2 separate regions of the Homo sapiens genome follow, and region 2 is linked to region 1. A link is a loop called in an ENCODE intact Hi-C map of the cell type or tissue named here. Cell type or tissue: Calu3. All regions are shown on one strand. Each heading gives the region's core, and the rest is flanking DNA. Links, peaks and the distances in the headings are about the cores only. Region 1 has its middle 50 kb from the start of FAM47B. Region 2 has its middle 76 kb from the start of TMEM47.

Region 1 (16,094 bases), core at 5,204-13,203:
GGATTGTAAACCTAGAGAAAAACAGGATTGGGGTGTGTTTGTGTGTGCGTGTGTGTGTGTGTGTGTGTGTGTGTGTGTGTGTGTTGCAGGATGGGGAGGGAGGAGAAATAAGTAGAGAACACCCAAGATCCCTATGACATTGACAAATGACTGACACAGAGAAAGTATAATCATATGTTATTTTTGAAGGCATGTAAACTAAACTTGGTGAATTATACAAACAAACGCATAAAAGGTCAATTTACTAATAGATGAAGAAAACAATCTCCTCATTTAATTTATGTTTTATTTGCTATTTGCCTTATATATTCTGTCTCTTGAAATATTGATGTGCTTCATGTACAGGCACTATTTCTGATGTGATGTCAAATAAAGAGTTTTTTTCTTCAACTTTGTGCAAAATGGTTTTATCTCTGGAATGTTTCTTCTACCAGAATCCTGATTGGTCACAGTTACTTAATGGCAGCTGCTGTCTGCAGGAAATGTCAAGGAGAATAGAAAATGGGGGCCAGTGATGTTGGAGAATAGGGAGCATGATAGTGTGAGAAGGAGAGAAAGAATTGACTCTTTCCAATTTACTCAAACCCCTAGCAAGCGTTCTCAGTACAGGCTGAATTGAAGATATGGTCAAAGCCAGCTGTCTGTGGATGTTCACTGCACATTACCCTCTCCATGCTTAATCATTATGAGTCACCTATTTGTATTGCTCAAGCTCAGTACTCAGACTCAGAGTGTGTCTGCTTGGTGCCGAATCACTCTGCACAAAGAGAAAAATCCATTTCATCATATCAGTTTCTTTTTCTATCTCAGTGATTCCCCAGAGCTTCTCCAGAACCAGGTATATCAGAAACACAGTAGATAATTATTAAAAACATAGAATTTGAACTTTGTTACAAACTTTATGAATCAGAATAACCATGTATGTGGTCTAGGAAAATGCATTTTATTAATCTCCCTAGGCAATTCTGGTAAGCAATGGGGCAAAGAACTCTTGTAAACATAAAACTAAATTAGCAATATGATTTTCTAATAATTTTAGACCATTTATTGTTTTCAAGCCATGCCTGAAAGTTAGAAACCCAATTTTCTAGAAGTTTATAAGCTCAGAGATTGTCATCCTAGAAAAGCAATGAAGTTAAATGGAAAGAAAACAGGACCAGGTTTTGGAGAACCTGGGTTCAAGTCAGGTTTTGCTTCGTTACTAACTTTTGGTCAGAATTGACTATGGAAGTATCAATATTTGCATTATCACCCACAAATATGGTGATTTCATACGGTTCAGCCAAATGCCTTAACTCTCTGAGCATTGTTTTCTGTATTTTAAATGAGATAAGAATATTATCAGAAGGCTATTTTTAGGATTAAGTGAGCTTTTACAGTTGATTCCACTCTAAAGTTATAATGTGAGCTGATCTATCATCTCCATTGGAGACCACACTACTATTAAAGGCTGATCTTTGTGTTTTGGCATTGTACACCACTGAAATATGGCCTGCAGTAATTTTCATTGTACATACACATAAAATCTACTCCACAATTTAGGAAACTGAATGATGACTGTAAGTCCATGCCATCCTATGAGACTTCTCCAAAAGACTCATGAAAAACTATGGGTTCTTGTCTGCTTCTGCTAGAACAGTCTCTTGGATTTGTTCCCTTTCCATGCATCCTCATGCTATTCCTTCAACCCTGGTTACCTCCATTTTCTTGATTCATCAGGACATAGAGCAGCTGCTTTATTATGTTGCTCTCCCTAATTGTCTGAGGCATCCAGGGAAGAATTGCTCAATTCCGAAAAACCTTTCCAATATTAGCATGCTGGCCCTACTCCAGGACCTTGGGATGGAGATTCCAACTAGCTACTTAAACTATCAAAATTAATACCCAGAAATCCTTAGTAAATGATTCTGGTGAGATGATTTGTGGGTAGGTACTGTGAATGGGAATTGGTGATTTGGGAGAGCAAAAATTAGTTCACCAAGAACAAACCGAAGTAAGTACCTATCAATTGGATTTTCTTTTTCTGGGTAACTTTGACTTGTGATTGAAGACATTTAATAATGTCTCTCATATGTCCTTCTGAAAAAGTTGGGAAAATATGTGTTTGTGATTGAACAATTAGGTGGAATCATAGCCACCTGAAAACTGTGCTGAGTTTTGTTCAGAGAGATCCTATGTGGTGTCTTCACAGTGATGTGCTGGAGCTCTACTAGCTCTTGAGAGCTTATTGTGTACACCTCTTCCCAATGCCTCCTTTAGTAATATCACATTGGTAGCTTGAAATTGACTGCAGTGAGATTACGTACATCAAGAAAATTGGCCAACACTACAAATCTGGGCTTGTCCTCTAGCAAATCAATGGTTAAACATTTTTCTGTACACCATTGGGTCTATGTTTTTTCCTTCAATTTTGAATTCAGTTACTAAAAACATACTGTATTTATTAGTCAATATCATAGAGTTGGAGCAGAAAAGGATGCCACATACTCTACGGTGAGGAAATTCCTAGTCCAATATGAGAGACAGACATACAACCTGAAAAACCCTAGATATTCTACTCCCTTTATTTCTTCTGTGCTCTCATTTATCACCAGTTTCTCTACTCATACATTGTGGTCTTAGCCACAGGCTTTTTGCTATTCCTTAAAAATCACAGGCTCATTCCTGCCTCAAGCTTTTGCATTTGCTATTCCTTCTACCAGGAATGCCCCTCTTCCAGATCTTTGTATCCCTGGCTCTGCCTCAGTTCAAGTACCATACCTTCAGAAAAACTTTCCCCTACTTACCTCCAATCTAAAGTAACCATCTCACTCTGATCCTCACTCTATGATCACAAAGCCTGGTTTTTTAAATTTAAATAAACTTTTAATTTTAGAATTGCTTTAGATTTACAGTAAAGTTGCAAAGACATTTCAAAGAGCTCCTATATATCACATCAAGTTACCTCTATTTTAACATCTTACATTACTATATTTCATATGATAGAAAACCAAATATTAGTATATTACTATTAACTAAACTCCACATTGTATTTGGATTTCACTAGTTTATATCTAATTTTAAAAAATGTTCCAAGATCACAATCAGGATACCACATTATGTTTAATCACCATGTTTCTTTAGCCTCCTCTGGACTCTGACAGTTTCTTATATATTTCTTATTTTCGATGGACTTGCCAGTTCTAAGAATGACTGGTGAAGTAGTTTGTCAAATGTCCCTCAATTTAGGTTTGTCTGAAGTTTTTCTCATGGTTAAACTGAGGTTATGGAGTTTTGGGAGGAAGACTAGAGATGGGAAGCGCCATACTTATTACATCGTATCAACGGTACATGTTATCCACATGATAGCATCACCGATGAAGCTAACCTGGGTCACTGGGATGGAGCTAGTGCTTGTTAGGATTTTCCACTGTAAAGTTACTCCCCTGCCTCCCGTTATAGTTCCCTCCGGAAGAAAGTCATTAAGTGCAGTCCACACTCAAGGGGTGGAGTGTTAAGCTCCAATTCCATGAGATGTGAGTATATAAATTGTTTTTCTGTACCACAGATTTCTCCCCTCTCTCTCATATATTTACTTATTTGATCTTTTATTTATTTTCATATGGATTCATATATATATATGTATAATATTTTGTATTATGATCCATTACAATGTTTTTCTTGTTGTTGCTGTTGTTTTTGTTGCTCAATTTGCTCTAGCTTTGCCCACTGGGAACATTTTCAGGTTGGCTCCTGTGTTTCTTTGACATGACTTCATCTTTTTTGTTGGAACACTGCATTACTTTCTGGTACTATTAGATGTTCCAGGCTCATCTTGTATATTCTCTGCCCCAGCCATTTCTCCAGGAAGCCCTGATTCCTGTGATTGGAGGATGGTATCACAAATTAAGACCTGAGTGCTTGATTATTGCAACAGAGGTATACTTGCTTATAAGCCCTCTCAGTGAACAGAGCTAAGAAAGATATGTATGCTTAATAAACCATGCATACACACCTGTCTAAAATTATTTCTGTATGTATCCAACTATGTTAAATTAAGATAAAAATGAGTTTATACTGGTCTCCAATCCTAATTCAGTATCAAAGGGTTTATTTACCCCCTCGTTTATCTGTAACATTCTACTCAACAGTTAGAAACCTGATTAACACCTGCTATCCATTTACTTTTTTGTTCAATCCAAGTATATCTGTGTGCCAAATTCAGAATCGATAACCTATATTCTAATGAGAAATGACTTTATCAAAACTAGGTTACCGTGTTTATATTCATTTCCTCTTGTCTTTAGTCTTACAGCTACAAGTCCAAAGATTATTTTCCACAGACACAACCCAATCGTAATGCTCATCATCTGAAATATCACACTTATTTGTATATTGTTTTTATTTCCAAATAGAAAAAAAATCCAGAAGACCAGAAAAACCCGATATGTCTCTCTTGCTAAATATTTTAACCCCAGCCTCAAAGACAGTGTCAGCACATCAATACAATGCCAGTTAAATATTAAATAAAATATTAAACAGTTAATATTTGTTGTATGAAGGGATGAATGGACTCAGACAACGTATTTTGAATCACTTGATTCTCTTCACTTGGTCAGGCATAATTAGGTACTAAGTCATGAACACATTCCTTCAAATCATGGATGAAAATGTTGATAAATAAAATGTTGATGAAATAATTTGAACTGAAAAATAAAATTGTCAACAGATACAGATACTCATAAAAAATGATGTGTTTCTTCCTTTTCTGTAGGAAAGTAATCAAATGAAGGTAATGCTAACATTTAAATGACTGGAACCATGGGGCAAGACCCTGGGGCCTTGGTCACCCAATCCTTTACGAATTGCCTTCTATTTAAATAAGTTATGGAAGGAAACTTTGCTCTTCAGGTAGGTTTGTCCTGATCCCACTCAACTCTCCTCAGAGAAGATGATTATCCCTCTATTCCAGATGAATTCATACTACAGTTTCACCAAAATATGTTAAATCTATACCCCTAAATTGCTACTCCTAAGACCTATGACTCTAAACTAATATTGAATGCTTAATAGCTATATTTTAGACAATTACTAGAAAAAATCATCTCATGCTCTCCATCATTCAGTATTTTTACCAGTGCAATTGATTTAAAAAAATAATATTTCAGAAGAGTTGTTTGAATGAGATGTGTTGCATATACTTTTCCAGACATTAAAAAATGAATCCTTAGATTGTCATAACAGAAGATCTGGTACTTAGATCATATTATATTGCCTCCTTCCCTGATATTCATACATACAGAAATGCTTTTACTGTCAGCCTTATTGAAGAATAGTCTGAGAAACAATCTTGATAAACTGTGTGGTGCCATGGCAAGAATAAACAAATCTAAGAAATTAAATAGAGTCTAAAATGGTTTGTTTGATGAAAGTGTCATTTCAAATTTGGTGATCAGGGTAAGGGCAAAAATAAAGGGATATTTTCTCATCTTTTAATTTATATGCTTTCCTGTTGTTTTCTTATTTTTAGTAAAAATGTATTACTTATTTAATTTAAACTGTGAGAAAGTAAAAGAATAACAGGAAAAATAACTCTTCCGGATCTTGCCTGTGTAGTAATTTAAAAGATGTTGTTCATTTACAACACATCATAACCTCTTCTTTTGACCCTGCCCAGAATGAAAAATAATTCTATTTCACTTTTTATTTTAGGAATAAGTATACCCCTGAGCAACTGTTTTGTTGAATTTTATGAACTCTGTGAATTATGTAATTGTCTATATGTCTCATTGTATTTTGGATATTAGAAAAATTAGAGCTAGGCCAGGCATGGTGGTTCACACCTGTAATCCCAGTATTTGGGGATGCTGAGGCGGGAGGACCACTTGAGGTCAGGAGTTCAAGACCAGCCTGGCCTACACGGTGAAACCCCATCTCTACTAAAAATACAAAAAATTAGCCAGGCGTCATGGTGGGAGCCTGTAATCCCACCTACTTGGGAGGCTGAGGCAGGAGAATCACTGGAACCTGGGAGGCAGAGGCTCTAGTGAGCTGAGATCATGCCACTGTACTCCAGGCTGGGCGACAGAGCAAGACTCCATAAAAAAAAAAAAAGAAGAAGAAGAAAGAAACAAAAATTAGAGTTAGAGCCAAATTTGTCACATTTTAAATTTATGCTCTCTTTCCCAAAAGGATATATATTTTTAAACTTACTCAAATCTTTTCTGAAACAACATGGTGTATAAATATATAGTGAAATAAACAGAAATGATTAAGTGATTAGTTCCATTAGACGATTGTACTCAGATATCCCCTGTCTCTAGTGCAAGAGTGCCAAATTACCTCAAATTCTCATGGCAGGTGGTCAAGTCACACTTTCCCTTGGACAGGGCTGGACACAAATGGAATAATTATAACTCATTAGCTCCCCATTTCGTAGGTTATATACAAATCACTTCATATTAAGGAGATATCACACAAAGCATGTCCCTATTACTTGCCATCATATATTGCCTTATGTGAATTGCATTTCAGCATCTCTGATAGAGATTTAAGAATTGCTTTAGTCCCTGGAGAACAGCATGTTAACCTCGGCAGGAATGTCCACACAAGCCACCTCTCAGGACCACTAGTTTTGGAAATGTCCCATTGTTTCAGTTGTTTATTACTGCATAAAACTCTTCCAATACTTAACAAAGTAAAACACCAGTCATTTATTATTATTATTACTATCATCTCTTCATGGTTTTGGGTGCTGACTGTACTCAGCGGGGCAGTTCTTGCTTCAAGTCTTTCATGCACTTTGATAGTGACAGGGACTGAAGTCATCTGTGAGAATGTCTGATCTTACATGGCTGGCAGGTAATTCTAGCTGTAAACTGAGATCTCAAAAAAGGGTATTGACTGGAACACCTACAAGGGGGTCTTCTCATGTGGCCTTGGTTCCAAGGGTGAATATCCTGAGAGAGAGTGAGCCAGAGGGAAACTATGCCTTTTCAAACCTAGCCTCAGAAGTGGTGCAGCATCATTCTAGCCACATTTTACTATTTAGAAGCTAGTAACCAAGGCCAGCCTAAGTTCAAAATGAGGGGAATTCGGCTTCAGCTTTTAAAGAAGGCTTCAAAGAATTTGTGGGCATGCTTTCAAAACATTTCATATATCTTGCTCTTTGATGTTGATTATTACTTGTTTCAGATGGCTTCGTTTCCCTCTCTATGGCCCTGCCCCTCAGTGGCATGCACCCCACTAAGCCTATCACTATCACCACCATTAACATCACCACAAAGCATTCACCACAATGACCTGGAACTCTATATCTTTTTGTCACTGTATTACGTCCCCAAAACTATGCAGCATTGCCAAATTCTATTTCTTTATGCTTAAGGGAACAAGGTGCTATGCTGAGATTAATATTAGCTTTCACTCTTTGTTGCTAATGATAATCTAAAATTTTAATGCTCCTCTGAATATAACAGGTACATTGATTACAGCTTCTGGACAATTGTAGTCATCCTAGTACCCTTAGTTTACTCAACAAAGTAAAATATATTCTTCATGTATTTTGCCTTTATGTATCAGTCAACTGTAGTACCTCATAAACTATTTTAGATTCCATTCAGCTGGTGATCTGTCTGGTCGGGTAGGGTCAAATCAAAAGGGCAATATATTCATGATAGAGTTGTAAATTTTTTTTAAAGTCGTTTTTACTGTAGGCACATGAGATCACTGGAGAGAATCAAAGGATTGGCTTTTATGAGTCCTGCCTGTATAGGACCAAGGTTCTTAGAAATTATCGCCTAAAATAGCATTTCATGTCCTTTGGAATGTGAAGCCTTGAAAACATTCCATATTAAAATCTTGCCCGCAGTCAAGGCAAAACTCAAAATATTTCTACAGTTAGAGAAGCAATGAGAATTATTAAGATGATAATATTTACAGTGTTTTGCAGTGGATATCTATGATAGAATATAGTGAAGATTTTGCAGGTTGTTTGTATGCATGTGATGTAAATTTGTTTAATGGAAATGAAGCACATTTTGCTAAATCAGTACTACCCTGTGGCATATATGTATAAAATCAGTCATTTCTAAATGAATGTAACTTGATCACTGAACTGGTATTAAATCATTATCCTATTTGTTACTCCACAATTTAATATTTTATGTGAAGTGAGTGACTTTTAACCTTCAAACTACCAATTTTAAAATCCGTTGACATCGTATGGTATGGTATATAATATATTTAGTTAAATTAGTATGTCCAATTTGAAAGACAACTCAACTTCTTTTCCTCAGTATAGCTATGTGAGATTTCCAACAGATGAGAAACTTCTCTACTGTGTTTAAACTTTGAATGTATTTACAGAGGGTTAAAAATATCAGCACTTGCCTGGAGCGGTGGCTCACGCCTGTAATCCCAGCACTTTGGGAGGCCGAGGCGGGCGGATCACGAGGTCAGGAGATTGAGACCATCCTGGATAACACAGTGAAACCCTGTCTCTACTAAAAATACAAAAAATGAGCCAGGCGTCGTGGCGGGCACCTGTAGTCCCAGCTACGTGGGAGGCTGAGGCAGGAGAATGGCGTGAACCCGGGAGGCGGAGCTGGCAGTGAGCTGAGACTGGGCCACTCCACTCCAGCCTGAGTGACAGAGCGAGACTCCGTCTCAAAAAAAAAAAAAAAAAAAAAAAAAATATATATATATATATATATATATATCAGCACTTTACAGTCACATGCTGGTGAAAATTGCCTTTGAAATAATTCATGAAGTAGGAAAAGCAGAATTTAAGTATCATACAATGTAATCCAGTTTTGGTTAAGATTTAGTATTTGTACAACACTAGGGGATATTTAGTGTGTAAATATATTTAATAATATATTTTGTGTTATGTTAGCATTTTTATTATAGACCTTAACTGATTTTAAATAGACATTAAAATCTTCACTTCCCTCTTCTGATTAGGGAGATGTTTCCATCTTATGCCTAGCATTACCCTCATAGTTCTAGAATAGTTAGAACAGTTATAGAGCACGTGAATCATATTGTAGATTGAAAAAAATAGAATCATTTACTGAGAGGGCTGCAGACTACAAATTTTTAATAAATAAATATTTCACCATTTGTTGTGTATATTGAACTTGAAAGAGAAAGTAAATTGTGTAGAATGTATAATTTTATATGGTGCTGTCTCTCTGTGTTAGTAATCAAATGTCCCTCTAGCAAAAGAAAAATAATTAGAGGACCTCTACCACCACCCCAAACACTCAGATCCGAAATAATGTGTCAAGACACACAATGTCATAAACCCTAGTGCTCTTCCTGGTTGCTGTTTTGCTGTCATGAATTGACACCATTAACACAACTTCAATTACATTATCAATCAGTTCTCCCTGAACTAACAGATTAGTTTGTTTCTTTCTTACTTTCCCTGTAAACTATAATTGACTTAGTTTTTCCTAGGTATCCATCTACCTGAGAAGTAATTATAATTGGTTACAGAAGACCTAGGCAATAGTTAATAATATTTTAAATTAGACTGTGCCACAAGGTGGCAGACTTGCAGGTCCAGAATTGTCTTTAATAAGTATTATCCATATCATAGGCTATGAAGTGTCAGCCTAGTGAATCCAGTTTATAAATATTCCTTATCCCACCCATATAGGACTTTAGTCTCTTAAGCTTACTTCCCAATGGCACAAGGCAAATAGCGCATAGGGAGGGTATAGAGAAATACTGCCTATTTCTGTCTAGAAAATGACTAGAAGAAAGAAGAAAAGGAGGGAGAGAACGAAAGAAGCAGTCACCAATTTCCCTGCTTGTGGCTGCAGAGTATAGGAAGGAGCTATCTCTGATAAATAAGGATAACATTAAAGTCTGAGAAGGAGGCTACTTGAGAGATCTAGAAAAGGTTTACTTCTTGGGCTGCCCCCTCTCCTACCAACCTTGAATGAGATTCTAGGAACTTGGCACTTTGATGGGATCTGACAGATGGAAGCCCTGAAATTTCCTTTCCTGAAGAAACCCCAATTCATATATGTCACGGGTATTCAGTCAGGATCTGGCTGGCCTGTCAAAAGGAACCCTGTAGCTGACAAGCTAATAGATGTGATAGGGGATCAATTGCAATCAGCAACCTGGAGCCAGTGGAGACTGAGTTGAGGACCAATCATACGAACCAAACTAAAAGGGACCAGATCACTAACTGAACCAATAACAGGCTTCAGCCATGACTACTAGCAAGGTTAACTGCGTCCATGTTTACAAGGAATGTTGTGAGAGACCAGGAAAATAGAGGGCATCACTTTGGAGGACTTTGGTCCCTTTTCATGTCAAGGTGATCTTTAAAATCCCTCTCTCAATATAACACAAGACCACATTAAGGTGAGAAGCAGGGGCAAGTGGAGGCTTTCTGGGAGTCCAAATATTTTATCCTGATAATCTGCATCTCTGAAAGATGCTTCTCAATATTATTGGACTAAGTTTAAACAAGATTAAATATTTAGTGATAATTTTTCTCCATTGACCAAGTTGGTGATTGACGTGGTCTCCGAATGACAAAATAAATGAATTTTCATTTAATTTGAGTTACATTACCCTGCAAGAGAGGAGAGACAGTGTTCTTTCAGCTCCCCTCTTAGAGTAGGAAATAGTCTCCTTTTTTTTCTCTATCATATCATTGGAGAAAGGGAGGGAACACTGCAGCACTCTTGTGTTTTGAAAATATTCTGTGAATGTGAATTGATGTGCAAATGATTATTCACATTGAGAAAAAAAGAGCTTTCTTTAAGCTCCATCTTCATAATAAAAATTAGTCTTTAATTAGAGTACTAGAGCTTACTGAAATTAAGAAGCTGTGTTTTGCACAATAAATAGTAGGGACTCAGTACAAATTGTCATCACCATTTTGAAGTCTGTCTTCTCCTATGTTCCTTGTCTACAGTATCTTACACACTAAACCAGTTCTCCACCATCGTTGTGCGTGCTATCTCTCTGGTCCTTCTATCTATCAATCCATCAGCTTCCTTCTGGTTTTACTTGTGCCTTCCAAGCTTTGGCCCCATGAGTAGTTGTGTTAATGATGAAAGTGCCAAGTTTTGTGTTTATCTTGATGCTCTTCAATGGGGGACTGCCAGGAATACCTATAGTCAACAAAGTTGAGTTAACTGTAGCAACAAGAAAGACTAAACCGTGAAGAACAGTGGGACACTTCAAACAGGAGTTGAGGAAGTGAACGTTTGTTCTGAAGTGTATGTTGCAAAAAGCAAGAACACTTTTTTTCAGGGTGGCAGAAGAAACTGAGCAGGGCTAGAATCACCACTGGGGAATAAATAATACAGGAGATAGAAAGAAATTATTCTGGCAGATAGTAGGGCAAGAGTCCTTGGCAGAATTTCTTTTCTAGCAAAAAGCAACCCCCAAAATCATTTCTTTTGTAACAATGAGCAGCCTGAAAAATCAAGCTGCAAATACAGATAAGGAAGCTGCAAGATTGCATGGGGGAGTGCTAGCAGTTGCGCCAATAGAAAAGGGCTACCTGGGGGCCAGGCATGTCCAACATGGAGGTTCCATCTTCCCTTTTTTTGTTACCACGTGTACAGTAATAAAGAAATGAGCAACATGGAGCAGCTCAGGCAGAGATCCTGCCTGCCTAACAAAAAATTAGCAGGGGGCAGCCAGAGATTCACTCCCTATGCAAATGGCACAACTGGTCCAATCAGTTTTTCGTGCCCTATGTAGACCAGGCAGCACCTCCCCACCAGCTCATCTATAAAACCCTCTGCATTTCACCCCAGGTCTGGCAACCCACTTTTCCAGGACCTCTCTCTGCAGCAGAGAGCTGTTCTCTTTCTTTCGCCTATTAAACTTCCACTCTCAACCTCATTCTTTGTGTATCCATATCCTTGTTCTTCGTGGAAATGAGACAACAAACCTCGGGTGTTACTCCATACAACAAGGTCGTTTCAGAAACAGAAGTCGATTAAGTTAGCAGAGAGAGAAGAATATTTGGTCCTTTTTGTGGTTGCACAGAGGTTTTGTTTATGTTGTGCTGTTTAAATTTTTGTTGCAGTGGTATCATAGAGTATCGTCGTTTTCATCTTGTTTTATCACAGTTACAGAGAATTCTCAGCCAATGTTGATGTTCTATGAAATTATGTTCAGCCTGAATTTACTATAGTCTATCTCGTAGCAATAAGGCCAACTATCAGCTATCAAGTCTTAGGGCTCTTGGTTTCTTTTCTTTTTTCCTTTCCTTTTCTTTTCTTCTTCTTCTTTTTCTTTTGTTTTGTTTTGATTTGATTTGATTTTTGAGATGGAGTCTAGCTCTGTCACCCAGGCTGGAGTGCAGTGGCATGATCTCGGCTCACTGCAACCTCCACCTCTAGGATTCAAGCGATTCTTCTGCCTCAGCCTCCCGAATAGCTGGGACTACAGGCACGCACCACCATGACCGGATAATTTTTTTATTTTTAGTAGAGATGGGATTTCACCACGTTGGCCAGGCTGGTCTTGAACTCCTGACCTCAGGGAATCCACCTGCCTCGGCCTCCCAAAGTGCTGGGATTACAGACGTGAGTCACCGTGCCGAGCCAGGGATCTTATTTTCTTTCTCACATAGAAACTTTCACACTCTGAACTACCAGATCTGTCATTCCAGTTACCAAGCTTTTGCTGTCAAGAGTTGATCTGAAGAAAATTCTAATTATTTGCCTTGAAAATCCATTACAAATTAACGTTTTCTAACCCCACGTGCTCTTTCACTGCTCCTCATCAATAAAAAAAAACCTCTTGTTGAATTTCTATTGTGATCACCTAAGCCACTTCAGACTTTTTATACACTCCTCAGTGGTATAATTTAATCAGCATCTTACTCTTAATAGATGACTACATCTACAAACTAGTTGAAAGACTGACTGCATATAATTAGAAAATTCACTATCTAAACACCTTCCTTCTTCATTGACTCTAGATGATTCCGTAAATTTAAGCTCAACCTCTCATCCCAGGGCAGGACTTCCAATTTACTTTCGAAGCTTCTAACTCCCCTGATTCCATGTTATCTAACTGCCTTTGATGATATCCAATCAATTCTTTCCTCTATGTCTTCCTTCTTATTTTTATATAATAAATGACAGTTTCCTCTTGTCCACCTACATTCTTTTCCCAAACTAAAAATAAGCTAACCTATTCATCCTTGAGCTCTTATTTATTAACACACTTATTTGCCCTTATTGCCTTTACTTATTTTCTTTTTATCTTAAAAAATGAAAAGTGTCAGAAAATTACAGAGAAATATATAACACCAAGAATTAACAAGTATTTATTTTTTAATGTTTTTATTTTAAAAAATCTTTACTACTGTAAAGATTTGTCGTCTTACAGAATGTAAGAATTACCTTGGCTAAAGGTCAGCATGTCATATAAAAGTAATCAAGTTCTTTTCTGGAATTTCTGTTTCACTCTTAAAATTACTTTGATCTCCAAGTCATCATATCCTGAAACTCTATTGTTCTGACTTTTCTTTTTTTCACCTCCAAGAGTAGTTCATTAAGTCCTAACGATTTTCCCTTCTCATAATCTTTCACAATGGTTGTTCTATCTGTGGGCAATGTCACCTCCAAGGCCTAAGCCTTATTAATTAATACAGAAGTCATTCCAATATTTCCTTAATGTTATCTAGAGTCTCCTATATCCAATTATTAATTTTTTTTTTGAGATGGAGTCTCGCTCTGTTGCCCAGGCTGGAGTGCATTGGCACGAGCTCAGCTCACTGCAATCTCTGTCTCCCGGGTTCAAAAGATTATCCTGCCTAGGCTTCCCTAGTAGCTGGGATTACAGGTGTGCACCACCACACTCAGCTAATTTTTGTATTTTTAGTAGAGACAGGGTTTCACCATGTTGGCCAGGCTGGTCAGAAACTCCTGACCTCAAGTGATCTGCCTGCCTCAGCTTCCCAAAGTGCTGGGATTACAGGCGTGAGCCACTGCACCTGATCTCCAATTAATTTTTCTTACTTTCAGATTTACCTTCCTGAAATACCACAATAACTTTTTCCCTTATTTGTTAAAAAAAAGTCAAATACACATAAAATGTGTGCACATATTCTTTTAGCTGATTGTCAAAATTCTCCAAAAGAGAATTGTTTCTGCTACATTGGTGGAAGAGCCCTGTGATCCTGCCAGACTCAACTACTCACCATTCCCTAATAATGCACTTTTCTTCTTCTATATTGTTTACCCTGTATACAATTCAGTCTTCTTCATTTCTCTTTTGATATCTACCCATCCTTAAGATAATTTGGCCTTCGTTACCTTGTTGGCTTTACTGATTTCCCTAGATCTTGTTTATATATGACTTAGTTTGAGTCATTTTTATGGGTCCTGTTATATGACACATAGAGACAATTCCTTTTATTAATATTTCTTTCTCATATAATTACTTTTGAAGAGATGAATTTTCATGGTAAAATTAGCTTAAAATATTCATCTTGGGATGATATAGTCAACATGTTGAAAGAAAAAGTAAATTGCAGTCAAGAATACTATACCCAGAAAAGCTATCCTTCAGAAATTATGGAGAAAAAAAGTATTTTCCAAATGTGCAAAAACTGAGATAATTCATCACTAGTATACTGGCCTTACAATAAATGCTCAAGGGAGTCCTATTCTGGAAGCAAAATGACAATAATCACTATCATGAAAACAGGCAAAAGTATAAAACTCACTGCTAGAGCAGATACACAAAGGAGAAAGATAAAAGAATCAAAACTTAGCACTACTGAAAACCAACAAACCTCATTTATAAACATTAAGAGAGGAAGAAAGGAACAGAGGATGTACAAAACAACCAGAAATCAATTAACAAAATGACAGGAGTAAGCCCTCACCTATCAATAATAACCTTGAATATAAATGATTTAAATTCCTCACTTAAAAGAGACAGACATGCTGAATGAATTAAAGAAAACATGACGCAACTACATGCTGCCTACAAGGAACTCATTTAATACATACAAACTGACCATGAAGGGATAGAAAAAGATATTCTACACAAAATGAAACCAAAAATGAGCAGGAGTAGCTATATCTATATCAGATAAACAGACTTTAAGTCAAAAATTAGAAATATATAGAAGAGTCTGAAGGGCGCTCTGTACATATGGTCAAATACTTCTCAGGCGTGACCAAGAAAACATGTTCAAACAACTTCTTCCATCTACATTAGATAGCCAGGTTGTGTTTTCTTTTAGTTTAGATGAAAATTGTTCCATTTCACCTGTGATGTTAATCTAGGTACAATATGAAGTTATTTACCAGATTTTTGCATCTATAATGTAATCTTTAAACCTTTTCATTGTTTTTTATCTGTTGTATAAGAGGTCTTTGCCTAAAGGCTTTAGACATAGCAACCCATTAGACTGAAAACATATCAAAGAATTTCCTTTCAATTCTGTAGAATTTCTTTTACTGTGGGCCTCTACCTTGATTGACAATTTCTCTGGGTAGCATAATGGCATTAAGTATATTAGCTCTCAGTGCATATATTTACTCTTTTATTTTTTTAGTAATTTGACATTTCTAGAAAGAGCCACACTTTAGTCACTTGAATTTATTTAGCTTCTAGTTAAGGAACTGGATTCTATAAGAGGCTGGACTAGTTATTATAGATGAAGTAATACATATTAAATAGGATACTAATTAATATATGTTAATAGAAGAACTACTATGAATGTATAGCATTGTTTTTTCCAACCATGTGAATGCAAACTGCTTCTGATTCTTCTTATTGAATGATATAGAAAATAATGCATTATTAGATCAATAGCTGCAAACCGTGTCTCAAAGTTTGCATTATTGTGCTCTAGTAAACAAACCCAATTCAATACAGCAGCTGCAATAACAGCTATTACATAGTTAAGTTTGCAGTAGTCTATGGTTATCTGTGATAACCCATCCACTCTGTGATTGGCCAGATTGATTAATTAAATGGAGTTATGATAGAATGCCCCCCAAAATAATAAAGCTACTGATGAAGACAGAAGCCTGATTAGAAGTTTATGAATTTACAACTCTCTAATTATTAAATAAGCATGCCACTTATCTGTTTAGTTTATA
Region 2 (16,094 bases), core at 3,829-11,828, 310 kb before region 1:
AGCCACTGTGCCGGCAGGTATTTTCTTTCAGATGCAAATCGAAGCAGTTCAGTGATAGTCTGTTCCTCTGTGCTCACATCCTAGACATTCTTCAAATCCAAGTGTGAGCGACGATTCTCCTGGAAACTTTTCCTTAAATGTCAACCTTTAATGATTTTCCTCTTTTACAAAGTAATAAACTTAGAGTTGTGCCATACAGATTTATATTTAACTGTTCTCTGATAAAATTATTTTTATTCAGTGTATATCCCCAAATAAGAACTAAGCTTCTTAAAAGCAAAATCAATGTCTTCTGTTTATTTTGAACTATGTACAATGCTTAGAAGAATTTTGAATCCAATAAATAGCTGTTGATCAGATTGCTTGATATTATAAGTTATTCAGATGAGTGATAAAAATTGATGGCTCTTGAAGACAAAATTTAATGAACTACCTAAACATTGCATTATACTTTCACATAACACTTTCCCAGATATTCCTAGAGTAATTTTGGTGATATTTTAGTTTTGTTAAAAATATTATTTTGAATTAAGAAGCTTTCTCAATGCACAAAGAATATTTTAGAGCCTTTCATCATAAATTGGAAATTCATGAACTTCTGATATTCATGATCCAGATTTAGTCATTCTACTTGCCAAATGAAGTAATTTTCACAATAGCAGGTAAAAGCTATTTTGGCTGGAACCAAATGAAAAAATATTGATTTGAAGATTTTTAAAGAAAATTTTCAAAGTAGTGTGTGAACAGTATTGGAAACTGACAAGAGCCATTTTTCGAGCTTATACTAAAGAACAAGTACCATTTCCTAGATCACAGTGAGGTGCTAAATAAAAGTTGTATGCATTGTATATCATTTTCATTTTGAAATAAGTTAAATGAATAAAATTAGTGTAAAATATCAAACCTGATTTTTAATATTATAATTAAAACTTTAAATACAAAGGAATGACTTGAGACAAAATTAAAGCCTCATGTTTAATAACCATTTTTGATGCCTTTATTCTATCTGAAGTATAGGTGTCAAGAAGCATATGATATTTCATGGTCAAGTCTTTAAGCAGGTTTCACTTAACCAAGCAATGAGAAATGACAGACCTCACAGAACTCGATAGTCAAATTATCTTTTGAAAATTCCCAGTGTCCGCCTCCAATTATTATGTGCAGAAAATCATACTGAAGTTATTGGCAAGTGACTGAAATATCAGTTATCCTAAATAAAATAAAATAAATACTGCTTATGTATTTAATACTAAAGTCTTAGATAAATATTATGAGGCTCTACTTTCCATTTATTATCAAATTAGGCATTTTAATATGAAAATATTTGAAACATATTAAGTGGGACATTATAGTTCTTTAAAAATCACCAATGGGAAAATCATAACTAATATCCTATTTCAAATAAAATAAGCTGAGAAATAATTTTTTAGAATTACAGAACAGAATCAAATGTGCAAAATTCATATGTTCTAACTTTAAATTTGAAAACATCTAATCTTTCTTAAGTGATTTACAATGGCTTATGTAACATCTGAATATTTATTAAGTGTTTGACTGAATACCTTTAACGTTGTTTTTTCCTATCTCGAAGGCATTTTGTTTTTCCTTGTTTGCTAGGGAACAGTTCCTTTGGAAAATTGCAGGCAACATTTCCTTTGGTTACATTGAAAATCTACATGGTCATTCATTAGATGGAAGCCAACTGATTACATATGAATTTGTCCTGCCAAGATGTAGAGTTAATCATTTTTTTGGAGACGAATGAGGAACCTAAGCATTCTGTAGCTGATGGGGATGTCAGGGTTTTTGTAAATAGTATGCTATACTCATTTATCTTTCTTATTCTTTCAAAAGAATGGAACACAATAAAAGTCTGACTCTACAGCAAAGAAAGTCACAGAACCTATATAAGTCTGGTGCAGGAGAGAATAACGGAAAAAAAGTCACAATCATAACACTAACATGAGTAACAACTAACACTTACTGAGCACTTACTATATGCCAGGCACTATGGTTTGAATTGTTCATGCATTTCTTCATATACTTTTCACAGAACCCTATAAGATAGGCACTGTTATTCTTTTCATGGAGATAGATTACTTGCTCAAAGTCACACAATTAGCTGCTGAATGTGTACTACTGCCCAAATTATAAATCTTAAGTTCCGAATGACTAGGATTTATAATCACAAAACAGCAAAGTGCCTGCAATGCAGTAGGGACTTAAAAATATTAAGCGAGTTGATTAAACGTTACCTTTATGAATTAGTACATTAAAAAAGAAAAAAAAATCTTAGACTATTGAGTGTTTTCTTATTATATGCAGATTCTCTATATAATTTAAACTTGCTAAACTTGGGGAACATAACAGAAAATAGGAAAGTTAGAATGTGTTTGTTTCTGGGTTCACTTGTCCAAAAATATTTTAAAGACCATCCGTGTTAAACCATGTATTACGCACTAGTGATATAACCAGTATAAATCAGAAAGAGCCCTGCCTTCTCAGAGTTCATAGTGGAGCTCATCTACCACAGGTCTCTGTTAAACACTGGCTTCAAAATAAAATGAAATCTACAAAACCCGTTTCCAGGGAAACTATTATCAAAGTAGAGTCTGTTTCTTTTGCTCCAAACACCCTTCGTTTCTTTTCATCCTAGTAATACCTACCCATCCATTCACCCTTAAAGAATGTGCTTAAATGTTAATTTGTGTAAATAGAATTGCTAATGATAATCACTTCCTTCTCAGTAATGAAATGATATTACTTCTCAGTAATATCATTTCATAATATATATCAGCTGTGTTATAGCACACATTATTGTGATTACTCAATTACCTCTTGAAGGCAACAGTCATATTTATCGCTTTGCATACTGCCTTAGGTTTAGTAGGTGCTTTTCTTAGGTTAGAAACAGATAATGTTTCTGAGATGAGGATTCCTGTGCAAGTGATTTATTAAGAAAGTGCTCTTGACCCAGGGGAAACTGGTAAGGGAGCCGGGGGCAACAGGATAGGCAAGGGGTGGAAGTCTAACAAAGATTTGATCTCAGGGCAATTCCTACAGATGATAAAACTTCAGTCTGATCCTATAGGGTAACCCTGGAGTGAAAGCTAAGTCTGAGATATCTTGTCCCAAGAAAAGAAAGCTGGGTTTTTATGTCCTGCCCATCAAACAGAGGATGTAAATCCCTAGGCATTTCTAGCTATGTGTATGTGTATGTGTATGTGTATGTGTATGTGTAGTGTATGTGTAGTGTGTGTGTGTGTGTACATGCAAGCACTGCAAAAGAGCCATCAGTAGCCCAAGGGCAGTGTTGTGAAAAAGATGCAAAGTTGCTGACTGTTAGATGCAAAAGCACACCAAAGGGGAGCTTAGGTGCACATGTGCATAGTAAAAAGGAATCTGAGGGATCTGGCACAGTAATGATAATATCTACTACAGAGCTCAATATTCATTTTGTAAGATAAAGAATCAATCCATTCATGACTCAGGCTAAGGCAGCATAACTGGGATAAGTCACATGAAGAATCAATGGGTTCAGAGTCAGAGTTCAGAGAAAAACAAAAACTAAACAATACCATTTAGACTATTGACATTATCTCTTAACTTGCTGCTTCCTTATTTAATTTCCATTACACAATAAATCACCAGCTTTCTCCAGTGTTCACTGCTGGCTAAAACAGGTACTACAAAGGAGAAGGTACATAAGTAGGAATGGTATTTGGTGTAAGCAGTTACTGAAGTAGTCTAGAGAGCTGAGAGTCACAATCTGGGTCCATGACCAAACTTTCTCAGATTCTTATTTTTTCAGAAGAGATAAAATTAATATTATGAATATAAGTTGAATTTAGAACCATTTATTTTTTTCTGTTTTCTACTGTATTCTACAGTTCTCAGATTTCTGTTAGCCATAGAACTCCTCATCCAAAGAGATGTACACACAAATTGAAACCATCCATTTGAGCCTAACAGGTTTTACACCCCAGGCGCTTGGCATAACCATGGGAAAAGTGTGCATAAAATGTTATATTCACAATTTAATACAAAATCTCTTATGTCCTTCAACTTTTTCCTACAACAAATCAAACTCCAAATATTACACCTCTTTCCCAACACACAGCAAAACTGCATAACAGTAGTTTATCAGCTAGCAGTTTGACCCTGAGTAAATAGTGACAGTTTAGAACATGACAGATCTGGCTGGGCACGGTGGCTTATACCTATAATCCCAGCACTTCAGAAGGCCGAGACAGAGGGATCACGAGATCAGGAGTTTGAGACCAGCCTCACCAACATGTTGAAATCCCATCTACTAAAAATACAAAAATTAGCCGGGCATGGTGGCGCGCGCCTGTAATCCCAGCTACTCAGGAGTCTGAGGTAGGAGAATCGCTTGAACCCGGGAGGCGGGGGTTGCAGTGAGCCAAGATTGTGCCACTTCACTTCAGCCTGGGTGGCTGAGTGAGACTCTGTCTCAAAAAAAATAAAATAAAAATAAATAAATAAATGAATAAATAAATAAATAAATAATTATGACAGATCTGGCCCTGAATTTTGTCTCTGCTATTTATTATAAGGATCATCTTATACAATTAATTTCACTTCAGCTTTAGTTTCCTTATGTATAAAATAAAAATAATCATATAATCTAACTTGCAATGTTGTATGAGCATTAAATAAGACAATCTGTATGAATTCCTACCTTCAGTGCTTAACAAAAGAGAAATCGCCCATAGATGGCAGCATTTTACCAGAACTCAAATCTCTAACCATTTTTATTTTTTTAAGCAGGAGAAACGTTATTCTTCAAGCCATAATAATATTGGCATAAAGGTGTACATATTTTGCCACTCTACATAGTGTTAATCAAATTTTCCAGTTCACCTAAGTGTGTCAGTTCAAGGGCTCACAAAGTAGATGCCAAGATGGAATAAGGAGTATAAGAGATTTATTGGGGCGTGACAAAGACTGCTTCCTTGGCCAAACTTTAGACAGCCTTCTCTGAGCCCTCTTTTCAACTAGGCCCTGTCTTTGGACTGCCTAGCCCAGGTTTAGCAAGAATCCTGCTGAGGCAGTGTAGTAAGAATGCCTTGATATCAGATTATCCTGGCCTGACTTCAGCAAGAATCCTGTTAAGTTGGTTTAGCAAAAATGACCCTACCCTTGATGTTTCCTCTTCCTAACTTTCCATCCTCTGATGCCCCTCATTCTGCTCATTGGCTATAAATCCCCAGTTATCTACTGTATTAGGAGTTGAGCTTAATCTCTCTCCCCTATTATGGTAGTGTTAACATCTATTGCAATAGTGTTCCCAAATGAAGTCATCCTTACCTTTTTACAAATGTCAGAATACTTTTTTTTAACAGATGACACCTATGTAAGATAAGGGGGAAGGGGCCAAGAGTAGGTCAGAAAAATCTTCTGACAATAATGTTGTTCTGACCCCCTCCTGTGAATGGAGAAGGGGGAAAGTAGGAGGAGGGGATAGGAAGAGCCTCAGAGCACAGTGCAGCTCTGAGAAGGTCTTGGCAATAGAATGGAGAGCTCTAGCGTAAAGATTGCCCATAGGAGACAGTGCATTGGGCAGAAATGGCCAGACCCAAATTCCTTTTCCATGCTCAGTCATTGGCTGGGGACTTCCTGGGGAGAGTGTATCCTTGGCTCAAATGCCTACACTGAATCCCAAATCCTAAAGGCACTGCAGCTGGAGGCTGTTAGCTAACTGCACTCCCCCTATCAGGTTCTCTCTCCAATTTCCAATGGAGCTCTGAGCAGTTGCCACACTTAGTCAGGTGCTCATGTTCTGTGTTTAGATGACAGTGTAATAGAATTGAAAGCAATGTGTTTCGAGTCTGGACTTACTAGTTGTGAGACCATAAGAAAGTAGCTGAAACCCTTTGAGCTCAGAGAAAACATATGGCAGTGACTGTTCCAGGATAATCTTGAGAGCTGTGATCATTCACTATAGTCTCAAGGTGTGGATTCCAACAGTGGAGCTATTGCCAAAGCTTTATTTTCTTCTTTCTCCATTTCTACAGCCTGATTCTTTTACCTGCTCAAAAAACCTTGATATGCCCATTTTGAAAGCCATTGCTTCTTTTCCTTCTTCCTCAGTTTCCCCAAATTCAGTTTCTACTAATATTAATGCCCAATAACTTGCATAAGTCAGGATGGGTTATGCTATGCTGCAGTGACAAACAACCTAAATATCTCAGAGGCTCAGTCATTCTACATACCTAGCAGCTGCAACTCTGCTATACATTGAGGCAGGAAGAAAAAAAAAGATATGGTGAACCACACATTCACTCTTAAAATTTGTGCTGCAAAATGGCACGCATTGTTTGACCAAGGAAAATCATGTTATTAAACCTAATGTCAACAGAACAAAATGCAGAATCCTCTTATAAGACTTCTCAGTAATCAAATCTACTATGTAGTCCCCTAGTTTTCATAACTTCAAACGGCAATCTGAATGTCTTTTTTTCCTTACAACATGTATTCTGATATCAGTACTTCCATTTGTACAGTCAACAGAAACTAAGAAATTAGCTGCATGTGTCTCTCTTAAGAACTCCTTCTGAAACTCCTTACTTGAGCTCTCACATTTGTTTGACTTCTTATGACTGCAGCACCTTAGCAAATATATTCTAAGGATATCATCGAGCTTTGTATGAAATGCATTAATCATTCATGCAGTTTTGATTGGCTTCTCTTCTTTATACAGTATATAGCAGCCAAGCAAGGTCACTGTTGTAAGATTTATTACAAAGTGTCTTACTGACAATCGATTTTTCTCCTTCTAATATCTTATTGTGATACATTAGCCTATGGGCTTTTTTTGGTCATTATTTAGAAGAGTAAAAGTAGCACTTATCTGTCCTAATTCTTTAACAATCAGCCATTGTAAGAGGAAATTCAGAAGGGAAAAATTACAATGATGTATTGTTTCCCTAGTCACAAATGTGAAATAAGTCAATAAGGCAAATGAGTTAGCTCGGAATATTCAGTGGTCCCAGGAATTACTGCCATTTGGTACTGGTACCATTTTTAGGTAGAAATGTAGTGAAATTTGCAATCTATAAAAATGTCAGGTTGTATCTCTTCCTGAACTGTCCTCTTCCCATTTTTCATTAGAATGATTTTGTAATTCCACAGTAATCTTTAGTAGGAAATACTTATAGAAGTAATAGATGGTTTTAAAAACTCCAAAGATCAGTTTATAGAATATGATACACTTTTTACATTAATGCGTTTTGGAAAAAATGTGTAAAAGTAAAAAATGTTTTTATACAAATCAAATATGTAACTTTTTAAGAAGATACTTGAAAAACGTACATGATGATTCCCTTTTTTTTAATACTAGTTGTCATCTTTTGATATTTTGTAATTGGAAGCCTGCCTTTCCAATTCTGACTCTTGCTTTGTGTCTTCTTACAACTATAACTACAGTTCCTAAACTGTGTATCAAGGCACTTTGTGATACTAAGAGCTGTTTTAAAATTTCGAAACAGATTGACTTCTTGATTTGGTTCTTTGCTTGATCATTACTGGTGTATAGAAATGCTATTGATTTTTGTATGTTGATTTTGTATGCTGAGACTTTATTGAATTCATTTATTAAATCTAGGAGTTTTTTGGAGGAGTATTTAGGGATTTCTAGGTATAAGATCATATTGTCAGCAAAGAGAGATAATTTGACTTCCTCTTTTCTCATTTGGATGCCTTTTCTTTCTTCCTCTTGCCTGATTACTCTGGCTAACACGTCTAGTACTATGTTGAATGGGAGTGGTGAGAGTCTGCATCCTTGACCTGTTCCAAATCTTGGGGGAATGCTTTCAGATATCCCCATTCAGCGTGGTGTTGGTCATGGGCACAATAAAAGAAATAATCAATAGTGTGAACAGACAGTCTGCACAATTGGAGAAAATATTTGTAAATTATGCATCCAACAAGGGACTAATATCCAGACTCTAAAAGGTACTCAAACAACTCAACAAAATACCTGCAAATAACCCCATTAAAAAGCAAACAAAGGACATGAACAAGCGTTTTGCAAAAGAAGACATACAAATGGCCAAGAAGCATATGAAAAAAAAAATGCTCAACATCACTCTTCATCAGAAAAATGCAAATCCAAACCACAATGAGACTCCATCTTACACCAGTCAGAATGGCTATTAAAAGGCAAAAATAACAGATGTTGGTGAGGATGTGCAGAAATCAGAGCACTTATATACACTGTTAGTGGGAATGCAATTAGTATAACCTCTATGGAAAACAGTATGGAGATTTCCCAAAGAACTAAAAATAGATCTACCATTCTATTCAGCAGTCCCACTACTGAGTATGTACTCAAAGGAAAAAAAAATCATTATATCAAAAATATTCCTGAACCCGTATGTTTATTACAGCACTATTCACAATATCAGAAATATGAAATCAACCTAAGTGCCCACTGATGGATAATTGGATAAAGAAAATGTGGTATGTATACACAAATAAATACTATTGATCCATAAAAAAAAATAATGAAATCATGTCTTTTGCAGCAACATGGATGGAACCGGAGGACATTATCTGATGTGATGTAACTCAGAAAGTCAAATACGGCACGTTCTCACTCATAAGTGGAAACCAAATAATGTGTGTACATGGACATAGAGACTGGAATGATAGGCAATGGAGATTTGGGAGGGTGAGAAGTTGGGGGTGGCGGTGTGTGGGGTGAAAAATTACTTAGTGGGTAAAATGTTTACTCTCCAGGTGATAACTACAGTAAAAGCCCAGACTTTGCTACTATACAATTTATACATGTAGCAAAATGGCACTTGTACTTTCTAAATATATGAAAACTAAAAAACAAATTCAAAAGGAATCTACTAATATCCATCAGACACAGTATAAACTACTAGGAAAGGTAGTTCCCAGTTTCACCATTAGATCACGTGAAATTCCTTTTTGGTAACATTGTATCTTTGTGAAACGGGGTTTTAGCAATTTCCAGGATAAAAAGAAAGTACTGCACAAAAATAATATAGTACAAGAAATGAGGGCGATCATCTACAAACTGATTCCAAGGTTTGAGAGTGTGTACAGTGCTCAACAGGTACATGCATCTTGTGGCTAGTTAAAAATGAAATAAAAGTTCTATTTTTCTTTTAATCTATGTGTATTACATTTTTTCCCCAAGTGACTACTAAATTATCAGTGAAAAATGCCTATTAAGTTGTCAGGGCATAACTCAATAAACAAAACTATAACATATGAATTTTGGTCTGGGGGCCCCACATAAAATTTTACTGAAACACTGAGGTTATTTTGCTGTGAGAACACTTAAGACCCTCTGAACTATATGTATTATCTCCAGTGAAATATTTGAATATAACAAGGAGTGTTACAGTGGCAAAACTGTTTTCAAATTATTCAAAATAATAGATGATATGAATTTATAAATATATATAAAATAGTGTCGTGCAGGATACTTTATGCCCTCCATGAATCCAAAAGGGAAAATGTTTGTTGCATCTGAACCTCAACTTATAATTTAACCATACATAATTTTCTATGGTGGATAATAAAAATATTCAGACATGTTCATTAATTCTAATTTATTAACTCTTAGTTGATCTAGTTGTTTAAAACATGTTATTTTGATCAGGTAGTAGACATTGATGGTTGCTTTCCCTGGAATCTACCCACTTACCATCATACACACACACACACACACACACACACACACACACACACACACAAGCACATCACACATACACACACACGTATACAAGGCAACCATGTTATCCTACCTCTTTGCTCCAGATTTGGATCTACCCAAACCAGTCAACATAATTCCATTCCCCTTAGGCCAATGTGTGGTTAAGAATGAGCATGTGATGTGAATTAGTTGGCCTGGGCACGGTGGCTCACGCCTGTGATCCTAGCACTTTGGGAGGCCGAGGAGGGCAGATCACGAGGTCAGGAGATCGAGACCATCCTGGCCAACACGGTGAAACCCCGTCTCTACCAAAAATACAAAAAGTTAGCCGGGCGTGGTGGCACACACCTGTAGTCCCAGCTACTCGGGAAGCTGAGGCAGGAGAATCGCTTGAACCCAGGAGGCCAAGGTTGCAGTGAGTCGAGATGGTGCCACTGCACTCCAGTCTGGGTGACAGAGTGAGACTCCGTCTCAAAATAAATAAATTAATTAAAATGTTGCTTAGCACTGTTTTATGGTTGGAAGAAGAGATGCTCTCACTTGCTCACTGAAGGAAAACTAGGCAGCCTGTGTCACAGGTTGTGTTAGCAGCCATCTTAAAAGAGTTAGGGGAACAAGCCTCAGGAATAGGTCAACTCTATGAAGGCAAAAAACAGTTACTCTATCAAAATAAAAAGTTAGTTTTGGTGACACTTTTACTTTGCTGAACCAATTCTAACTTGAAGCCATCTACGTGTAAACCAACCTGCAACACAAACATATTTGGAATTTTCAGAAAATTGAGCCAATAAGTGTTATCTTTGTTAAAATTTTCTGTTACTTGCAACCAAATCATTTTTAGTGGTACAGATGTCTTACTCCTTTTATAGACACAAGTAATAACACCTTAGAAAGTAATGCTAAAACTCAAACAAAATTTTTTTGTTGTTGTGGGAAAACAATTTGTTGCCATTCAAATAATGATAATAAGTGAGGTTAATTCTGTGTGAGGTTAATTCTCCATTTCTATGAAAAAAAATCACACTTATTTAATGTCATGTAACTACCATATATGTATGTGTGTTTGTGCCTACATGAGTATACAAATACACGGATGTACTAAAAAAAACAGAGACTAACTTTCGTTGAGTTTCTATCATGTGTGAGCCAAGATTATGTTATTTAAAATATGTTTTCTCATATTATGGTTTATTAAATAAATACCCTCAAACTGCACAATTCCTCTTTGGTAAACAAAAATATTTTTAAACTAATTAAATATTTTCAATCTAAAATTTCCCCATTATAGGTACATGCTAGAAAAATAGTGATGGTCATTTAAATCAGTGGTTCTCAACCATGGCTGCCCATGACCGTCCTTGGTTATATGAATTTTGTTTGTCTGTATTGAGGTCTATGCATTATTAACAATGCTCCAGGTTATTCTAAATGTGCGGTTAGGATAGAGTAACTCCATTTTATGAGATCTTCCTCAAAGAGTCTTTGTTCCCACTACCTACTTTTGTTTCTTTAACCTCTCTGCCAAGTTTCTGACCTATGAATAATTAGCCAGCAGCTTTATCCTGTTTTAATTCAGAGTATAGACAGTCAAGCTGCAGCTACATATTGGACTCTGTCAGGAACCTAAGCTAAAATATCAACCCATTTTTTTTCTTTCTTCACCTTCCTTCAGTAAATCACCAGCTGTCAGCATCTCCTTTGGATTTTCTGGCTTTTAAGAGTCAATGCTTAACAAACATCATTTTGCTCCCTTAGCTGAATTGAAGGGCATCAGTAAGAAATCTATTAGGAGGCTTGAGAATGTGAACTTGGGCATAGACTTTAATTCAAGTAATTTTCCTTGCTGTCTGTGAAGTAACAGTGATGGGATGATTGCCTCCTCCCACGTTTTCTTCCAAGCTCTCAAAATGCTAAGCATTACTAATCAATAGCAGGTAAATTAGATTCAATGAAAACTGTTGGTGTTTATTTTCAAACACATTACCACAGAAGTCTTGCTCCAAATGTGACATCTGTGTTTCACTAAAAGGTAAGAAAACCATGACTATTTATAGCTTAAATCATTGCTATGTTGTTTTGTTTTTCTCAATAGCGCTTTCTCACTATTTTCTCAAATTGCAGGACTCTCCAGAAGTGAAATAAATTTCAGAGTCCTAAGTATTATATTTCATTACAATACAGGATACACAAAAGCCTTCAAAATAATTTGATTCCTAATTTTTTGAGGTTTAAGAGAGATTTTCTGGACACGGTGGAAACAGGATATACGCTTTTTTTTTTTGTGATCTGAATCACGCACAATAGTACCAGCTGCTTCCGTTTTCTTACTCCGAACAATATCTTTACACACTGCCATTAGAGAACAGCACTCTCAGGCTTATTAAAGTCATTTGTAAATTGTTGAAGGCAAAGATCACAGTTGGGTGTACATTTCCCAAAATGTATTGTTACTAGATGTCAGGCTTATTCACTTCCTGTTATTTAAATGAGATTCCAGAGTCTTATATATGAGTATTGTGAAAATATAACATAATAAAATACAGAACTATATCTTTCCTGGTTCCTTAAATAATTGGGTTGTGTGTGTGTGCGTGTGTGTGTGTGTGTGTGTGTGTGTATTTTAAAGTCTACATTTTATTTGCATTTCAGAATTCTGGCTAAAAGGCTTATTTTATATATACAGAGAGAGACTTTTATACAACCAATATCTAGAACTCTCTAAACTCACTTAGTTCTCTATGAAATCACCAAAGGTCCAACTAAAATCCTGCTTAATATAACATAAAATGCTGCTAGATTCAATTTAGAACTTACCCCTATTATTTTGTGGCATTACTGTAGCCACCTAAGGTAAGTGATGAAGAGAAGAAAAAGTACGCATCCCCTCATCATTTCCTATCTCCTGAAAAGTGTTATCTGACTTGAAGAAGAAAAACATGTCTTGGGGAAAGAACTATAGACAAATAGAAAAACCTACACTTGAAAGATTCAAAGTTAAAATGGTATCTACAGTGAGAAAGCTTGTTCTCTCCGTCTGACAGAATTCTGCTTTTTTCATCAGCATTCAGTTTTAATGCATTTTTCAGTAATGCAAACAACAATAAACAAATGAAAAAGCAAAGAAAACATATCACTTAGAACCAGATGTCCGATTTAGTTATCATGTAATCAGAGGAGTCAAAAGCCAATTTCACTCAGTAAAGAAAAAGCAGATATGTAACTTTTATAGCCAATGATGCTTTCACTGGGAAAAAAGAGGTTGTTAATGTGAATATGCATGTGAAAGTTACTATTGTCTTTAACGCAAGCTTGCAATATTTTCAACATTCAGATAAATTACTAAAAAAGGCTTTTTCCTTCAATAAGCAAATTCAGGAGAACTTTTAATACAGCAAAATCTAAATGTGATTACAAGTTACACTTTTTGTCAAGGATTTGAAAGACTGTCTATTAGGCTTCAGGTATTTGTGTTATGGGCTTTAGGAAAAACATGTAATACATGCAACGTACAGAGGGTTTTAAATTTGAAAATGTATTAGCAATATTATTAAGATATCCAATTAAGAAGAGTCACACATAATGTTTATTTTGGTATCAAAGGAAACATGGAAATTTTGAGGTAAGGTAGATCAACACTCTTCATTTTACAGATAAAGAAACTCACCTCAAAGAGGTCAAATGACTCACTAAATATAGGCAGTTAGCAGAATAATCAGGAAAAGAAAGCAAATCTTTTAGTTGAGTCACATTTTTTCCATTACAGCACACCTCACTGAGAAGAATCCGAAACGTCACAGATTATCACCATCTACAGAATGAACTATGTAACAAACACAAACATAAATTTATTTTAAATACAAACGTACATTAATTTTTAAAATTTAGCTTGTCTCATTAGATAAACTGTATTAAATACAGGAAAGTATAAAAGTGCAAAAAACATACTTAGTTTAAAAAGGAGGAAATGCTGTCATTTGTAACAACTTCGATGAACCTGGGGGACATTATGTTAAGTAAAATAACTAGGCACAGAAAGATAAACAATGCATGTCACTTACATGGGGAATCTAAAAAGTCAAACTCATGGAAGCAAAGAATGGTGGTCACCAGGAACTGGCAGCAATTAGGGAAGAGAGGCATTGGGATGATGTTAGTCAAAGGATATAAAATTTCACTTAGATATGAGAGATAACTTCAAGAGATCCATTATACAACATGGTGACTGTGGTTAATAACAACGTATTGTATACTTGAAAATAGCCAAGAGAGTAGATTTTAAGTGTTCTCACCATAAAAAATGTTAAGTATGTGAGTTAATAGATACGTTAATTAGCTTGATTTAGCTGTTTCACAATGTACACATATTAAAATGGATTAAATATTTAATTAGTTTTCTCTAAATTGTCTACTTTGGGTCCAAAGTCTGTGAGAATCTTTTGTATTTCTGTGGGATCAGATGTAACATTACCTTTTTCTTTTCTGATTGTGCTCATTTGGATCTTTCTTTTTTTCTTTGTTAATCTAGCTAGCAGTCTATGGATCTCGTTTATCCTTTCAAAGGACCAACTTGGTTTTGTCGATTCTTTATATGGATTTTTGGGTCTCAATTTCATTCAGTTCTGCTCTTGGTTATTGCTTTGCTTCTACTAGCTTTAGGGTTAGTTTGTTCTTGGTTTTTGTTTTTTTAGTTCCTCTAGGTGTGATGTTAGTTAATTTCAGATATTTTTAGCTTTTTGAGATTAGTAGTTAGCACAATACATTTTCCTCTTAACACTGATTTTGCTATATGTGAAAGATTTTGGTGTGTTGTATCTCTGTTTTCATTCATTTCAAAAAATTTTATTAATTTTTCATTAATAAAAAATTAACTTTATTGTTTACCTAAAAGTCATTCAGGAGTAAGTTGTTTAATTTCCATGTAATTGTGTGGAATTGAGAGATCTTCTGGGAGTTGATTTCTATTTTTATCCATTGTGGTCTGAAAGTATGGTTAGTATAATTTCATTTTTTTAAATTTATTGAGACTTGGTTTATGGTTGAACATGTGGTACATCTTAGAGTATGTTTCATGTGCAGATGAGAATAATATATATTGTGTGGTTGATGGGTGGAGTGCTCTATAGTTGTCCACTAAGTCCAATTGTTCGAAGGCCAAATCTAAATCTCCAATTTCTTCATTAGTTTTCTGCCTTGATGATCCATCTAATGATTTCAGTGGGATGTTGAAATCCTCCACTGTTATTGTGTGGCTGTCCAAGTCTTTTTGTAGGTCTTACAGTTATTTCATGAATCTAGATGCTCTAGTGTTGGGTGTGTATATATTTAGGATAGTTATGCCTTTTTGTTTAACATTTATCATTATGTAATGCCTTTCTTTGTCCTTTTTTACTGTTGTTTGTTTAAAGTCTGCTTCATCTAATATAAGAATAATGACCCCTGCTCTTTTTTGTTTTCCATTCGCATAACATATTTTTCTCCAATTCTATACTTTGAGCCTATGGTTGTTTTGTGTGACATGAGTTTCTTGAAGACAGTAGATGAATGGGTCTTGTTTTTTTTCCAACTTGCAACTCTGTGCCATTTATGTGGGGGCATTTAGGCCATTTATATTCAAGGTTAATACTGATATGTGAGGTTGTGATCCTATTGTGAAGTTGTAAGCTGGTCTCTTTGTAGTTTCTATTTTGTGTTTGCTTTATAGGGTCTTTGGGCTATGTACTTTAGTGATCTTTTATGGTAGCAGGTATCATTCTGTTGTTTTGATGTTTAGAATTCCCTTAAGAATCTCTTGTAATTCTGGTCTAGTAGTAACAAATTCCCATAGTGCTTGCTTGTCTGGAAAATATTTTATTTCTCCTGCAATTATGAGGCTGAGTTTGGCAGGATATGAAATTATTGGTTGGAATTTCCTTTCTTTAAGAATGCTAAAAATAGGCCCTAATCTCTCCCATCTGATAAGTTTTCTGATGAGAAGTCAGACACTCATCTCATGAGTGTCTTTCAGGTGTTCTCTGAAGTTCATGTATCTGGATGTCTACCTCTCTAGCAAAATTAGGGAAATTTTCTTGAATTAGTCTCTTACATATGTTTTCCTGGTTATTTCCTTTTCTTCTTTCTCTCTCAGGAATGCCAATAATTTGTAGGTTTGGTCACTTTACATAATACCAAATTTCTCAAGGACTTAATCTTTTAGAATCCTTTTTTATTTTTGTATGACTGGGTTAATTTAAAAGAGCAATCTTGAAGCTCTGGAGTTCATTCTTCTACTTAGTTCAGTCTATTGATAAAGCTTTCAGTTGTATTTTAAGGTTTTTGTACTCCAGAAGCTCTGATTAATTTCTTTTTAAGATGTTTACCTTTTCCTTCATTTCCTGGATTGATT

Evidence for each region. Peaks named below come from ENCODE experiments on the same cell type or tissue, not always from the same donor. Only the 100,000 strongest peaks of a DNase experiment are listed, where the experiment ranks them.
Region 2: a loop joins it to region 1, with 4 times the contacts of the local background. A loop is called at or near these places in 2 of 110 quality-filtered maps.

What each region holds. Positions count from the first base shown.
Region 1 is chrX:34,884,422-34,900,515 of GRCh38, forward strand. No RefSeq gene overlaps it. Among named protein-coding and RNA genes, the nearest start is that of FAM47B, 50 kb to the right of the region's middle. In Calu3, for the core only: a CTCF peak has its summit at 9,562 (motif pointing right); no DNase peak of the experiment used is centred there.
Region 2 is chrX:34,573,690-34,589,783 of GRCh38, forward strand. No RefSeq gene overlaps it. Among named protein-coding and RNA genes, the nearest start is that of TMEM47, 76 kb to the right of the region's middle. In Calu3, for the core only: no CTCF peak of the experiment used is centred there; no DNase peak of the experiment used is centred there.